Regions from separate parts of the Homo sapiens genome. Here region 2 is linked to region 1. A link is a loop called in an ENCODE intact Hi-C map of the cell type or tissue named here. Cell type or tissue: IMR-90. All regions are shown on one strand. Links, peaks and the distances in the headings refer to the core of each region. The heading gives the core; the rest is flanking DNA.

Region 1 (8,308 bases), core at 42-8,041:
ATTTGTAAGGAACTGCTTGAGACACTTTGCTGTCTTCCTCATGCAAACAAGAGCACAGGTATATGTTATCGAAAGAAACCAGAAATGATCTAGTAAGACTAAATTGTGCCTAAAGTAATGGAAAGAAAAACAGCAGGCCAAGGCCTGGCCATTATTTATTGAGTGCTGACAGAGAACTCTGCACTCTGCCCAGTGCCAGGCCAGACATGAGAGAAGACATGCTTTTCTGCTTAGTGGTCTTATCATTTCAGTGTAAGCACATAGTGTAACAACTTGTCTAATGTATTTTGGGCTATCTGAGATCTAGAATAATAGATTACCTAAGATTCAGATCATCTTAATTAGGATGTTAGCAGATTGAAATGGAATGGGGTTCTTGATGCAAGCAAATGAGTAGTAAATACATTATCAATTCTACCTCTTCTGTGCAGAAATATTTCTAAAAGCCAGTATCCGATCTGGTTCCTTTCCTGCTGAACTATATAAACATAGTCCTGATTTGCAGTACCTAGGGAGAACTCTTTCTGCTACTGTGGATTTTTCAATAGCCCCTTTTTTTCGTTATCAGAAGGGCAACTTTTCTTCAAAAATATTTTTTGAAAGACAGAAACAAAAGTGAGTTACTTCTTTGAAGATCAGTGTGGTTACTAAGTTTGTTATCGAATCCAATAGAAAATAGTTTCTCTAATCTCCTTGAAGCACTTAAATTTGCATATTATAAGATGTATGGGTGGATCTAAGATGAGGAATTTTTTAATGGTCTGCCACTCTCTTGAGATGACTGAAAAAAATGGTTGGGAAAATAAAAATATACACTAGGTCAAAGGACAGCTAATGTTCTTGGTCTATATAGTGTATAAGAGCATAGCAGACCGAGCACAGTGGCTCATGCCTGTAATCCCAGCATTTTGGGAGGCTGAGGTGGGTGGACCATGAGGTCAGGAGACAAGCCTGGCCAATATGGTGAAACCCCCTCTCTACTAAAAATATAAAAAATTAGCCAAGTGTCATGGTGTGTGCCTGTAGTCCCAGCTACTTAGGAGGCTGAGGCAGGAGGATCGCTTGAACCTGGGAGATGGAGTTTGCAGTGAGCTGAGATTGTGCCACTGCACTCCAGCCTGAGTGACAGAGCAAGAGTCTGTCTCAAAAAAAAAAAAAAAAAAGCATAGCTTATTTTGTTTTTCACACTATACTTCCATTGCTGGTGGCCTTGAGAATAGAAACATTTGGCTCAGCAAGAATCTGGGAGTAAAATTCTTTGGTGTCTCTAATCAACACAGGGAAAAGTCATTGACAGGAATAGGTAGCTTACTTTTTTCCTATTTAGTCCAAGAATGCCTAATCTCTGAATCTGCAATAACTAAAGTTGAAAAGATGCTTGGTATTGTTTACAAACTTACAGTCTGTGGAAAGCAGCCATTTTTATTGGCAGATCTCACATTTTGTACCTCAGTCTGATCAATTTTAAATATAATATAGAGTAAACACATTAGAAGCATTTTGTGCTAGGTAGTGGAGGTCAAACATTTTAAAAATCTATTAATGTAAGTATTTAAGCACAAAAAAAGAAGGCAAAATACAGAATTGCTTCTAAAAAACACTTTAAAACTAATAAGTAAATTCTTTGAAAGTGTGAAACAATTACCTCAGTGTGTGACTTACACTTTTTCCTGGAATGTGTTGTTTCTGGCAGGGGAGCAGGCTGAGCTGGGAGAGCCCTGCCTGCTAAAGGGATTACTCCGCTCTGGCTTTTGGGTTTATTGAGTCATCTAGGCCTTCTTATTAAATGGCAGCTTTCAAATGTACACACACCTGCACTCAGCACCCTAAATACTCCAAATGCTTGTTTAACTTTTCTCACACCCAGAGTACCTCTCCCATCTAGTGTAGTCAAATGGCATTGAGTTGTCCACATTTTGCTTGTTCTTTCTCTTTGGAATTCAGTTGGAATATACCCATTTATGTGGTTGTGATGCTGCCAGAGACAGAGTGTTTTTTAAGGTACTGTACTGCTCTTTGCTCTGTACTCAGAGAACATTCCCAGTCTTAGCTCCCACTGTGCCTAAATGAAGGTTTATGTTTCTCAGGAAACATTAACTAGATTGGAGGTCCCGCCGGGCAGAGCTCAGGGACCATCTCACTGCAGGTTCCAGGCCATTTTGCATTGGACTGGGGCAGTGGCTTCTCATTTTTATACTCATTTGGCCTGCAGAGGCCAACACTTGTTTAGCTTTGCCTCCTGCAGAGCTCAGCAAGGTTGTGGACCTCCCTGAGTGAGAAGAGGGAGAGGGAAAAAAGGAAGCCTAAATCAAGACACTAAGACAAAAGAAAAGAGAGACTAGAAAGAAGAGAGTGAAGGAACAGAGGAGAAAGATTAAAGAACGAAGCATGTGTCCAGTGAAATGTGGTAGAAGCTAAAAAACATTGCCTCAGCTGTCTTTAGGGGCATTGGTTCCACAGGCTGCCCAAGTCTGTTTCATGGACCTTAGTGTATTCATGAGGTCTCTCTCTCTCTCTCTCTCTCTGACACACACACACACACACACACACACACACACACACACACACGTTCATTCCTTTCTCAGTCTCTGGAAATCAAAAGCAGAAAAACTTTCTTTACTTTTGACATCTTAGATATTATTGTGTAACCATTGTGTGTGGGTGTGTTTATATAACATATTCTATTAATGCGGTTAGCACTCACAACGGGCTTACTATAGTTTAGGTTCATGTAAAGCCTTTTACCTGGGTGTGCTTGTTCATTCTTCCCAACAATGCCAGGAGTCCTAACTCCTATTATTACTTTCCCTTTACTGACAAAAAAACTTAGGTTCCAAACGGAGTAGATAATCATTGAGAGAGTCTTCTTAGACACCCTCCATAACAAGGGAAAGGACAAACTTCTTAGCCCATCATTTGATTCTAGCTGCTTAGTTAAGATTTGTGTCAATGTTTTATTTCTTAATTCTTCTAGTTTACCCACCCTTTTCCAAATGTATTTTTCCTTTTCTTTGTTCTTTGCTCTTGCTCATGGCTTTTCTCATTCCCTCCATCTATACTGCTTTTATTCATCCTTAGAATAGATAAATATTTAAAATGTAACTACAACATGATGATGTAGCTCTGGACAGGATACTGTACCTCTTCTTGCTCACTGCCTAGCAGTGGAGACAGATGTGCACAAATGTAGTTCTAAATTAAGGCAGACTGTGCGATGAATACAAGAGATACAGAAACTGGGAGAGGGAACGTTATTTCAATCTGATGGGCCCTGGGAAGGCCTAAGAGAAGATGGATTTTGTGGAGGTCTCTAATATTTGGCAAAATTGGTAGTAGAAAGATGTTGGAAGGAGAGCATTCCTAACATAGGAAATAGCATGGTCAAAAGTATGGAAAAGGGAAAATATGAGGGACATCGAAAGTGAACAGTGAATAGTTTGGCTTCTTGAGCATACAGTATCCATGTGTTTATAAGCAAGAGATGAGGACTTAGTGAAAGATAGATACTGAAAAAGTTTGACCTATATACTGGACAGCTTTGGATATCAGGCTGAAGAGTTGTGTTTTACTGGTGTGCCCTGTGTGTTTTTAATGATTGAATTTGGTCATAGAAAACAGATGGCAAAGGCAGGATGAAAGAGGAAGAACTGAAAGTCAAGACAATGAATTAGGAAACTACTACAATAATGAAAGGCAGGCCGAGGCAAAGCAGTGGCTGTGCTCTAATATAAGGAAAAAAGTAAGAGTGATAGTCTGGAAGAAGAAATAATAGGATTTGGTATCTAGGGGATGGAGCCTGAGGGAAGGGTTAACGATGACTTAAAGGAATTGAGCATGAGCAGTTAGGAGAATGGTATTACCATTAACTGAGGTTGGACACATTATGATAAGGAATAGCTTTGAAAGGGAAGATAATTAACTCTGTTTAGTACAGTGACCTTGATGCACAATTAATAAGAATATCTAGGTGTGTAACCTGGGCATAGATATTTTTGTAACCTCCCCAGGTGATTCTAAAGTACAGGAAAGTTTGAGAACAAAGATTTAGTAAGGAGGAGAAACTTGAAAATCAACTCTGTGTTCTTGTGTAACAGTTGAAAATGCAAGCCTGAAGCTCAGAGTAGAGGTCAATGTTAAGGATGTAGGTTTGGTAGTCCAAATAGAAATAATAGCTGTAACCTTGGAAGTTGATTTTAACAAGAGACTATTGTGTGAGAATAAAGTAGATGTGCAATAGAACTTTAAGGAAAGCCTAGGGTAATTGAGAGCCAGGATACCATATTAAAGTTGGGGATTAAGTGAGAATCTACAACCTGAGGAGTGAAACTTTCAGGCCCTGTTGCCCAGAATGCTGGCAGCTGGGGAATGGTATTATAGCAGGTCAAAGGAACTTTTCATGGAGCGAGAGTGAACTTAGCATGTTTATAGACTGAAGAATAGGACTAGTGAAAAAGGGACACTTGAAGAAGATAGTTTCAGGGACAAGAAAGATGGATAGTTATTGCTACAATGATTCAGACAAGGAAAGGAAGTGAATCAGTGGATCTGTGATTTTCAGGAAAGGAGGATACATCTTCTGAGTTAGGACAGAAAGAGGGAAGGAAGCCAAAGAATTTAGAATGAAGACAAACCCCATGAGATTAGTCAGTGGAGCAATTATTTGAATAGAGGGAGGGTTGAAGCTGAGGAGGGACTAGAGAACAGAGTAGGAGTCAAATCCTATCCTCTCAAAAGAGATTTCCTAAAATTTTCCAGTCCTGTGTGATCACTGTGCCCTCTAAACTTCTCATTTACTGTTTGTACCTTACATTTGGTGATTAATCTCACACAGCCTTGTAAAACACCAGTTTCATCGTGGTTTTGAATTTCTGTTTATATCTTTCATAATTAACTTTTCAAGTGATTACCATCCATCATGACCGCAAACTCCTTGGGGCAGCAACTACCTCCTAAGCTTTGTTTTACTCACTTTACACGTTATTTCAGCTTTAAAATGTATTTTAGTAAATTTTGTTTGATTATAATAATATCATGTGTAGTTATAATATCCTTTTTAAAGCTAAAGACAGAACCCTACTTTATCATCTCATCTTTCATGATACTTTATCTTAGCTGTGTAAATCATGGCACAATCCCATCTTAACATCTGTTCTTCCTTTCTACACTTCTCTCCCATTTTCTTTGCCACTTGTTATTTTTTTTGTAAATAAAACAATCTTTAAATCAACTTTTAGAAGAACCATTTCACCTATTTTTTCCCAAATAACTAGGCATTTGTACCTTAAATATGTGATTTTATTATAGTGTGAATTTATTATTATATTCATACTTCCTTGAGGCAGGTCTAGTTGGTTATGTTAATAGATTGTTAGATTTTTTAAAACCTTTGTTTAAACAGCCTTGCTGAAAGGATATACTCTGAGTTGCTTCTTTGAAAAACATTAAAAGCATCTAATATGACTTGGTAGCTGACCAGCACACTGGTTGATGAAATTTGTAGTCTTTGCTCCAAAGCTCTCTAACAAGATTAGGTGAGATTGAACTTGAGAAGGTAAAGGTCTCTAAATTGACATAAATTCAAAGGGCAGAACTAGATCATACCACTATTTGAATCGCTATCAAAGTCTAATTTCTGACATATTATATTTGGTCCATTGCAATTTGTGTACATACACATCCTTCTAGTAAATGATGAATGAGGTTTAGCTAACATAATGTAGTTTATACACTTCTAGACATTTGTAGGAAATATATGATTGGGGAGCTCTCTTCTTTGTAAAATGACCTGGGTCGCTTTTCTGGAACACAGTCTCTCTGTTTTATACTAGACACAAACACAAACACTCAGGCATTTATTTCCCTGCTGTCTTTCACTTGATACCTCGTGTATATACTCAAGCTATCATTAGATAGATGACGAGCAAATACGGAATTTCACTGGATGCTTTCATGTGGCTAAAACCATTCATTTTTAAGGGAATTAGACCATTTCTAATGGGAATTTTTGGTCCAGTTTTGAGACTAGAAAATGATTAGTTAAGCTTCATCAACATATTTGAACTTTCAGTGTTTAAACCTTCTGAAGTTTATTCATAACTTGAGGGGCTATGCATTTTGAATTATGAGGAATTTTGGAAAACTCCTCTGTCTCATTTCTTTTCTTCTTTTCTGCTGCTCATCCCCAAAGCTTTCATTTCTTTTCTAGCTGAAAGTAAGGTAATAATAGTATGATATAAACTTGTGATTCTGATGCTAAGCGGGCTCAATAGCATCAGTGATAATGACTGTTGTAGGGTAATGCCAACTTGCTTACTGTGTTGGAATTTTCCTCCTTAAGACTTTGGAGGTTCTCTTACCTGGCCTGTCGTACACCCAGCAAGCACCTTCACACTGACCACTTTTTTGATCACACATTGTTCCTCTTCTTAACGAGCTCTTCTGAGAGGTGTATACACATGTTTAAAATGGCAACTTTCTGGGCACCACTACCCAGCTTTTTAAATGAAGTTCTTGGGACACAATGTTTTTTTCTCTCAAGTCAATTAGACTAAATATGACTGAACAGAAAACAAAATGTATTTTTCAAAATTATCATCAAATAGTGCTGCTACTAATTTTGGTTGCATTTTAGAGTGAAATCATCTCATTTCCTAGTGAGAACTTTTTAACTATTACTATTAATCAGTAATTGAAAATTTCCCCTCATTTTTGGTGAAGGCTAAGAATTATTAACTGTATAATACAGGACAAAGAGAACAGTAATGTGAACAAAGATATCGCTGAATAAAAATAAATTTGATATTCTAAGTGTTCTTCCTTGTTATTATTTTTGTATTTTTTCCAATTGTGTGGTGGTTTTCAGTTGAAGTCCTGCTTCAGACCTTTGGCAAATAGCATCTTTTATCATTATCTACAGATACTTTTTGTCTCAGTTGTACACAAAAAGCTTAATGACTATGCTCCATTGGCTAATACACAAAAGGGAAATCAGGTAGAAGAGTTTGAAGATGAAATCTCTGGAAAGCCTGCATTTTAAGCAGACTTTCTCTCATAACAGTCTTGTGCAATGCCTTGAAATAGAAGCTCTTGTTTTGTGTAATTTTCCAAGGCAATCAATAGTTCTTTCTTCTCATAAGTGGTAAAATTTGATATTAGGAAGTACAGATATACTTCTCATCATAAAAGGGAGTGTGTTGGGGATGTTGCACTAATGATACAATCAGCAACAGCAGTATCAAATAATGTTTATTAAGCTTTATTTGGCAGGCATTGTGGACTGCCTAACCAATAGCCATTTTCCTCCTTTGTCCTAACAGCATCACCTGTTTTGTCCACATACTACTTTCTTTCATGGTGTGTGGTCCAGGTGAAGTGGACCCTATTCCCCAGCCCAGCCAGTGAATCACAGTTAGTCCATGAGGCAACCATAAGGGCTCCCTTTGCACAGCTAATTGATGCACTTCTGGCCAGTGAGATATGAAGAGAGTCTATGGGGCTTTGGGAAAGGTTTTCTTTCTCAAAAAGAGATAAACAAGGCTGGGTGCGGTGGCTCACACCTGTTATCCCAGCACTTTGGGAGGCCAAGGCGGGCAGATCATGAGGTCAAGAGATCGAGACCATCCTGGCCAACATGGTGAAACCCCGTCTCTACTAAAAATACAAAAATTAGCTGGGCGTGGTGGTGCACACCTGTAGTCCTAGCTACTTGGGAGGCTGAGGCAGGAGAATCACTTAAATCCAGGCAGCAGAGGTTGCAGTGAGCCGAGATGGTGCCGCTGCACTTCAGCCTGGCAACAGAGCAAGACTCTGTCTCAAAAAAAAAAAAAAAAAAAGATAAACAAGAAGAAAAGGTTCCCTTTCAAGCTCTGGATGCTTTCACAAGGGTAACAAGCTGAGGTGCTATAGCCATTTTGTCACTATAAATGGAGCTAGGTCAAGGATAATGCTTAATATGCCAAGGATGGCAGAGGGGAAAAATGGGTTCTTTATATCATTGAACAGCTGAATGAACCAACTCTTGAGGTGTTTGACCTTCAGCACTTCTTATAAGTTCCTTCTTTTTTTTTTTTAACCTTCCTCTAGTTGGAGCTGAAATTTTCTGTTATTAGGGACAAAAACAAATTCTCTCTTAATGAAATATTGTAATCTGTTGAGTATTATGTAATTTGAATATTTCTCTACCTATTGAATCTCACAATACTTCCTTTTACATGTTTCCCCCAATGCTAAACCATTACTTTTTTTTTTTTTTTTTTTTTTGAGACAGAGTCTTGCTCTGTCACCCAGGCTGGAGTGCAGTGGCACGATA
Region 2 (8,308 bases), core at 67-8,066, 200 kb after region 1:
GAACAAGGATTAGACCATCTTAAGAAAATGACTCATAGCTGACCCACCTATTAATTAGCTTAAACCCTGGGCCAATCAAATGATAAGCATGAGGAAAGCAAGACAAGTTTCCTTGACAGGCTTAGTTAAGATGAAAAAGAGATTGGCTGGGTGCGGTGGCTCACACCTGTAATCCCAGCACTTTGGGAGGCTGAGGTGGGCAGATCACGAGGTCAGGAGATCGAGACCATCCTGGCTAACATGGAGAAACCCCGTCTCTACTAAAAATACAAAAAATTAGCCGGGCATGGTGGTGGGCGCCTGTTGTCCCAGCTACTGGGGAGGCTGAGGCAGGAGAATGGCATGAACCCGGGAGGCGCAGCTTGCAGTGAGCCGAGATTGCGCCACTGCACTCCAGCCTGGGTGACAGAGCGAGACTCCGTCTCAGGAAAAAAAAAAAAAAAGTTGAAAAACAGACTAAGATAATGTGTGCCATTTTTGGTCATTCTTAATTTGCTAATTCAAACTGACCAACATTTTATTTTTTTTCTCTGAATGACTTGTAATCATAGTCTCATTATTAAAAAACAACAAAAATCATACTCTATTTATTTGAGAGGAGCAAACAAGAACAGTAATGACATAATGTTGGCTCCCAATTTGTCCTCATTGAGAATGAAGACACAAGAGGCTCTCAATAAATAAAATATGTTCCCATGGTTAGGTTACAACTGTAACTATGGGTCAGAAGGATGGGGACTTGCGTGATTGGCATCTGAAGTGAAGGCAGTCTTGTGGGACTGAGCCCTCTCACGTATGGGATCTGATACTAACTCCAGATAGATAGTGTCAACGTTGGATTAAATAGTAAGACACCCAGCTCATGTCTGGAGAGTGGACAGTTGCTTTTTTACTTGAGAAGCCTTATATCAGAACTGTAAAGGGCACGGTTCCTAAACGTGAGTGAACTCTATTATCTGATATAAGGCTTTTCAGGTAAACCCACATGTTGGCAAAGCTCTCCTTGTACCTTCGACTACCTCGGGATCATGCCAAGAATCTTGTGTTCTTGAAACTGAGTTTGCAAGTTGGGACCTTATGTCTATCTCACAGGAAAATTCGTATGTTAGAAAACTTCACTTGTTTACATGACTATTCACCTTCTCTTTTCTACCAATATGCATTGTAGGTTTTAAAAAATGTAAGTTTTTATTAACGTAAGATCATTTTCATAAAGGAGGGAGAAGGGTATACTTTTCCCTTAGGCAAAGGTGAGGCAAAAATTACATCCAGGGGTATAAAACTCACATGTTATGTCAATCCCTGAGCAATGTCAGGAAAAAAAATGGGGCCAGATATTATCATTGGGAGAAAAGAATGTATGCAACTTTGCATGTGGTTCTGTCACTGTCATTCAAACAGATTTACCATGTGGTAGAATGAAGAAAATGCCACCATTTCATTGCAGTTGGGATTTTTACAACTTCATTGATGTTATTTTTCTCTTGAACTTTCTTTTATTTGTTTCAGTTCTATGTAATACTAAAGAGGTAAGAAAGAGAAATTCTTTTAATTGAAAAACTCTTCCTAAATTTTTAAAAAATTCATTTTAAACAGTCCTACATTTAGGTACTTTCTTGAAACTCTGGGGGGAAATTCCAGGGAAACACCAAATATAGTGACTGAGAAACAAAAAATAAACCAGTTCTCCTATTCAGGCTCTTCTCAGTGTAATAAAAATTTCAGTGTGTTGACATGTAAAGCAACAGTCAAGATAATTTATTTGCCAGTGAAAAGTAGATTATTTTTCAAGTTACTTCTAGTGAAACATTCAGAGTTAGGTGGGAAAGTAACTTTTTTCTACAGTAGATGCTTAACAACTATGAATAATGATTTGCACAAGAATTAACTTGCTTAAGAAAAACAGAGCCTGATGCAAGGGATTCATCTGTTGCCACCTACCTATAATACTATCAACACTGAGGTTATTGCACCTGAGAATTCTTTAGAAATTATGACAGTATCTAATTCTTTGATTTATTGGCACAAATATATTGCTTCTCTATAAAAAGTTTCTCTACACACACTTAAAAGTTTCTCTGCACACACTCAGACAGCAAATGTGTGGGGTTTTTTTACACCAAGCTACTGTCTGCTCTCTGGACATGAGCTGGGTGTTCTACTATTTAATCCAACTTTGACAGTGTCTATCTGGAGTTAGCATCAGATCCCATACGGGAAAGGGCTCAGTCCCACAAGACTGCCTTCACTTCAGATGCCAATCACGCAATTTCCCATCCTTCTGACCCACGGGCTGTAAATTCCCACAACCCTTCCTTAGGTTATTCTAGCCATAACTTGCTAGAATTGCTAGAAGAGCTCAAGGAAACACTTTACTCACATTTACCAGTTTATTTAAAGATACAACTCAAGAAAAACCAGACGTAAAAGAAATGTGCAGGGTAAGGGGGCGGGCAAAGCTTCCACATTTCTCCAGGTACCTTACCCACCTAGCATCTCCAGGTGTTCTGCAACCTAGAAGTTCATCAAATCTCTTTGTTCAAGAAGAGTAGTTACAGTTTTCATCTCTAACCCTACCCCCCCCCCCAACCCCTTTCCCAGAGGTCCTTCGGTGGAGCTGAAAGTTCCAGCCCTCTAATCACTTGGTCTTTCTGGTGACCACCCCCAACCTGAGGCTATCTCAGGACCCTGCCCTAAATTTTCTCATTAGCATAAACTCTGTTGTGATCAAAAGGGGCCATTATGAATAACAAAAGGTATTCTATCGCTTAGGAAATTCCGAGGGCTTTAGGGGCTCTGTGCCAGAGAACTGGGACAAAGGCCAAATATATTTCCTATTATACCACAGCTTCTTAATCAAAATAGCACTTATGTGGGCAGCCCCTCCAGTGAACCTGAAGTTACAGTAAGAAAGGGAAGAAAAGAAATCCTTATATTTTTTTGTATTGCTCTTTCTTCTCGGAATTCCTTCCTACAACTTCACAATCATCCTGTTTATAGAACATTCAAGGTCTTTGCAACTTATTCTTCACACACAAAATCAAATTCAAAAGTGATAGGATTTTTTTTTTTTTTTTGCAGGGGGCGGTTGTTATGTAGAGTTGAGATGGGCTACTGTGCTTTGAGGGTAGAGGTATTAGAACAATTGAAGGGTTTCCTGTACATTCTATGACCTCTGTGGTTTCTCCAATTGTGTTCTCCTTCCAAGACTGGTGCTGGGACAAACAAGGTGTTGAACAGTACCTGACAGGGCCACACTCCTAATTTCAACTCAAATTTTGCCAGAGAAGCTGGACTTTTTCAGGCTACCTTCTAGCACATCCTGTACTTGTTTCTTCATGCACTGGCCTCTAGCACCTGCCCTCTCTAAGGTTACAGATGATTTTCTCTTCGTTTATTCAGTGGCTTTCCCTTAATTCACATAAAGTTAATCACTTTAAAGTGAGCAGTTCTGTGGCATTTAGTAGTTTTAAAATCATTTTAAAGTGAGCAGTTCTGTGGCATTCACCATGTTGTGCAACCACCACTTCTTCCAAACATTATCATCACTCCAAAAGGAAACCCCAAGCCTGTAAAGCAGTTGCATCCCATTCCTTCCTCCCCGCCCGCAGGCCCTGGAAAGTACCAGTCTCATTCATCTCTGCAGATTTACCTATTCTGGATACTTTATATAAATGGAATCATACAATATATGACTTTATTATGTCTGGCTTCTTTCATGAAACATGTTTTTGAGGCTATTAGCTTTTACAACTGAGAGTTTGCACCAGTTGAAAGTCAGGGATTTTCCACGTGATTTTGCCACAGCACAGTTTACCCTCAGAACCTTTCTCCAGATCCCTTCAACAGTTCTTGAGACAACAGGCAAGTCTTTTTACTTTTTTCCTTCAGATCACTCAGTAAATTTTTCCTTTCTTTCTTTTTTATTTTTTGGGGACAGGGTCTCACTGTGTCATCCAGGCTGGAATGCAGTGGTACAATCATAGCTCACTACAGCCTTGAACTCCTGGGCTCAAGCAGTCCTCCTGCCTCAGCCTTACGAGTAGCTGGGACTACAGTCATGTGCCACCATGCCTGGGCAATCAGTAATCACTTTTTAAGAAGCTGCTTCATGCCAGGCACTATTTTAAGTACTGGGGCTCTAGTGGAGACAGGACAGTCAGAGTACCTGTCCTCATGAAGTTTATTTATGGGAAGAAAACCCCTGCTTCCCATTACTGGACTCCCTTTTGTCCCTGATCCCTTTTGAGAACAAAGGCAATTTTTACTGTTATAAAACTTACTTTAAAACAACATCTAATGGATTTTTCATTTTCAACTATTTCAGAATTATCTGTGTAGTCAAGACTAGGAAATGTGTCCGTGTCAGTACTGATTTTAGTGAGATTTGTGAGATGACTTTGGATTTTACTTGTCTGTTTTGAGTTTCTGATCAGCTTTGTTATTGAAAAAGAGCATTCACTAGAACAGTTTTTGATCATTAGTGTGAGATAGACTTTCAAAGCGTTTTCTGAACTGAGACAAGTTACTTTAACATTGTTGTCAATCTGATAGATAGTGAGCAGGATTTGATTGCTCTAATGGGTCAGTTGTGATAGAATTTCAGACAATGGACTTGCCTTTTTTAAAAAAAGGTTATTTTCAGGAAATAGAAAGTTCTTGAGCTATGGGCCTTGCTGAGGACTGGGCAAGTGTCTTTTCTCATTTGGTTATCTTTGTGGGATAAGTCCAGCTAGGATATGAAAAGACAAATGTATCACCTCATTTACAGTGCAGTAGAGGTGAGTAAGGGGCCTAATCAATGTTTCTTTCTTTGACTCTTTGGTCGTACCAAAGAGATTAGTCAACCAACCTCCAGTCTTAAACACTGTTAACGGTTATTTAGGATTCAGCCATACTATCGTCTCCTCACTTCACCAGAGGGAATATATATGCTGATGGCTGCCAGTCATTCCACCCCTGCTGTGTACCGGGCTCTCCCCTAGGACTTTACGTACATTTTAGTAATTTAAAGCTCCCAACAGTCTATAAGGCAGATACAATGTACTGTAATTGTCCCAAGATAAACAAATGATGGAACTGAGGCATATAGAAGTTAAATAACTTGTCCAGGATCACACAGCTAACATATGGGAGGGCTGATCCAGGATTCAAACCCAAACCTGTATGAGTACCTCCTCCAGTTGCAAAATGGCTGATAAACATTGAACATTATTCTTTTTATCCTAATTTCTATTTTATTCTATGTTTTTTCTTGCTGACTCTGAATCCATTCTCTGCTCAATAAGAGGCAGAGTACTACAAACTCAGAGTTCTCTTAAAAGTTATCTTTCCATTTTCAGAGATGGAAGCAGCTGTTTGTCATTGCTCTTATATGGTTTGTTTGTTTGTTTGTTTAGAGACAGGGTATTGCTGTATTGTCAAGCTGGTGTGCAGTGGCATGATCATGGCTCACTGCAGTGTTGAACTCGTGGCCTCAAGCAATCCTTCCACCTCAGCCTCCAGAGTAGCTAGGACAACAGGCACATGCCACCATGCCTGGCTAATTTTAAAAAATTTTTACATTGAGACAGTGTCTCACTATGTTTCCCAGGCTGGTCTCAAACTCCTGGGTTCAAGCGATCCTCCTGCCTCAGCCTCTCAAAGTGCTGGAATTACAAGCACGAGCCACTGTACCTGTCCTGCTTTTGTTTTTGTTTTTATAAAATTTCTACCTAAGTCTAATTTAGGAAAATAATTATGTAACTAATGCTCAGACACTTTGGTTTAGGTTCAGGGTTACAGGGTGCCAAGAAAAGCAGAGTATAGAATGTTGGCATTTCCCCTAGTTTAAATTGGTTCATCTATACTGAGGTATATGTTATTTTCTCCCACCTCTCCATCACCCCCTCAAACCTGTGTGTTCTGCTTTTCACCCTGGGGTAAATATGTACACCTTTATTCAATTACAGTTATTGCTGCTTATGTTTTTGTCACTTTTATTTATTTATATGTTATTGTTGTGTTCTACTTTTCTCCAGATAAATCTCTCCTGCCTGGTTTTTGCATGTGGTACTGCCCAATAAACTCCTGGATCTAGAATAAACAGGGGGAGCACATATTACAAAACCTTCTTAAAGGTTCTGCACATTCTGAGTACCAGAAGTTTGACTGTAACATTCAGTTCATCCTAGTCTTTTTGAGATTTTTTAGAAAAAAATCTTTCAAAAGATGCAACTTTTGAAAGGAAATTAAAGGTATCTAGAGGCGGCTACATCAATTCTCTATTAGGTTATTGTTTTGTAGACTGTCGAGTTCCTTTATCTTTACTCTTTAGGTAATAAAGTATTTCTCATCTCTTATACACACCCACCATTTAAGCTAAAATTGTAAGAAAATCCTGGAAATGCAATCATGGGAGACCTAACTCAATTAAAGCCATACACATGCAGAGGGTATTAATTGAGATGGGTATTACCTGCCACGGTTGGAATCTTGGTTCTTCTTTTTTTGTCATCATCATAATCATTTCTCCACCACTTTTATTGCTTTCTCTGTATATGTTGTGCTAATATAAATAAAATGCTTCCAAGTGTAAAAATAATAAAATAAACTAGCATTATTTAATTCCATTTGTTTCTTGAGCAGATCTGTATAGCTGTGTGTGTGTGTGTGTGTGTGTGTGTGTGTGTCTGTGTTTGTGTGTGTGTGTGTGTGTGTGTGTGTGTGTAATTATTTATATAATGCCTTGGTTTGGGCCAAAATTCTGTACCCATGCAGCAAGTCTATGAATAGAAGACCCTTGCATGAATTAATTCAGAATTATTTCTGGAATTGCAGGCTGTCTTTTGGAACCTCATTTATTACTCCCTATCCATTTGGTCTCATTCAAATACTCTTAGATTTTGTCTAAATTCATTTAGATTTATCACTATATCAAAGACAGGAACATTGTGCCTTTTTTAAAAAGTACCAAATAGCTCCTCTGGGAAAACAACAACAACAAAAACAAACGTTTGATTAGCTTGAGCATTATTGGTTGTGTTGGGCTATCATCAAAGAGAGCATTCAACCAAATAATTTTCCTATCAGTTACATCTTTGTATATGCAAATCTTTTTTTTCCCAAAGAGAACTTTTTTAGTTATATAAATACTCTAACATCTTTCTTGGAAACTTTTCCCACTTTCTTGCCCCAGGGGTATATTTTATGGTTGAAGTTAAATCCTGAGGAAATGGAGATTTTATTGAAAATATTGACAGAATTTAATCCACAACAGGAAGGGAGTGAGCGAGGGCAGAGTGAGTAGCACTTCTTTAATATGAAAAAATTTAAAGTCTAAAGTGAATGATTTTCTAATGAATCCTGTCAGATATTTCCTGGAATTGCCATACAAGAAATTTTCAGAAATCACAATAAATATAAGAGGTTTATAAGAGCAGAGAGTTAATAAAAGAACAGTATTACATCCAAAAGTTTAATCTTTTCCTATGGAAATTTTCCATTCCAACTACAGCTGTTTGTCAGTGTTCCTTCCCCACCACACACACACACAGATACCAAAATCCTCAGATGCCCAAGTCTCTGATATAAAATGGTTTATTATTTGCATATAACCTACAGTCATCCTCTCTCTTTACTTTAAATCATCTCTAGATTAGTTACAGTAGTTCATACAATGCCTACACATCACTTGACACAGGGAAAACTTGGGTTTTTTTTTTTTGTAACCGTGAAATTTTTTTTTACAAATATATTTGATCTGCAGTTGGTTGAATTCATGAATTTGGAACCCATGGATATGGAGGGCCAACTATATTTTACTGAGCAAAGGAATTTTTTCCTTTAGGTGCTGCTATAAATTTTATAGTTTCTTAGGCTTGAATTCGTAAAGCCGTAAAGGCAGCATTTGGTCAGAAAACGACTGTGTCATGGAAGATGAGTCTGACTTGCAGGTGCCACTTGGGCTTAGCTCCCAGCCCATCCAGATGGCACAATTCCCGCTTCTCCATGTGAGCCCCTAGGTTTGGGATCCTTGTGGAAAATCTGTGCTGCTAAATGTTAAAGTCAACCAGAGAGTTACAAAAAGAGCTCCTTTGAAAGACTAATTCAATTATTTATTAGCACTCTCAGAGTACAGTGTCAGCCAAGATAGTATTTGAAATTAATATACTATTTGATTAGACTGATTGATTGTTCCTACAGCTGAAGATTTTAACATTCATTAGCCGTACTAACTGGTCATTAGTACTTCCTTTATCAGCAAGCAAAGAATAAACAGAAATTCTAATAAAAATTCATCACAGTGAATGTACTCCGTACCTAAGCC

The links. Hi-C counts contacts between places; a loop is a spot of excess contacts. Peaks named below come from ENCODE experiments on the same cell type or tissue, not always from the same donor. Only the 100,000 strongest peaks of a DNase experiment are listed, where the experiment ranks them.
Region 2: a loop joins it to region 1, with 2.3 times the contacts of the local background. A loop is called at or near these places in 5 of 110 quality-filtered maps.

What each region holds. Positions count from the first base shown.
Region 1 is chr14:32,607,355-32,615,662 of GRCh38, forward strand. All of the region lies in intron 7 of AKAP6 (A-kinase anchoring protein 6), which reads left to right. Among named protein-coding and RNA genes, the nearest start is that of AKAP6, 280 kb to the left of the region's middle. In IMR-90, for the core only: no CTCF peak of the experiment used is centred there; a DNase peak (open chromatin) is centred at 4,577.
Region 2 is chr14:32,810,814-32,819,121 of GRCh38, forward strand. All of the region lies in intron 12 of AKAP6 (A-kinase anchoring protein 6), which reads left to right. Among named protein-coding and RNA genes, the nearest start is that of NPAS3, 120 kb to the right of the region's middle. RefSeq lists enhancers at 1,620-2,349, 2,350-3,079. In IMR-90, for the core only: no CTCF peak of the experiment used is centred there; no DNase peak of the experiment used is centred there.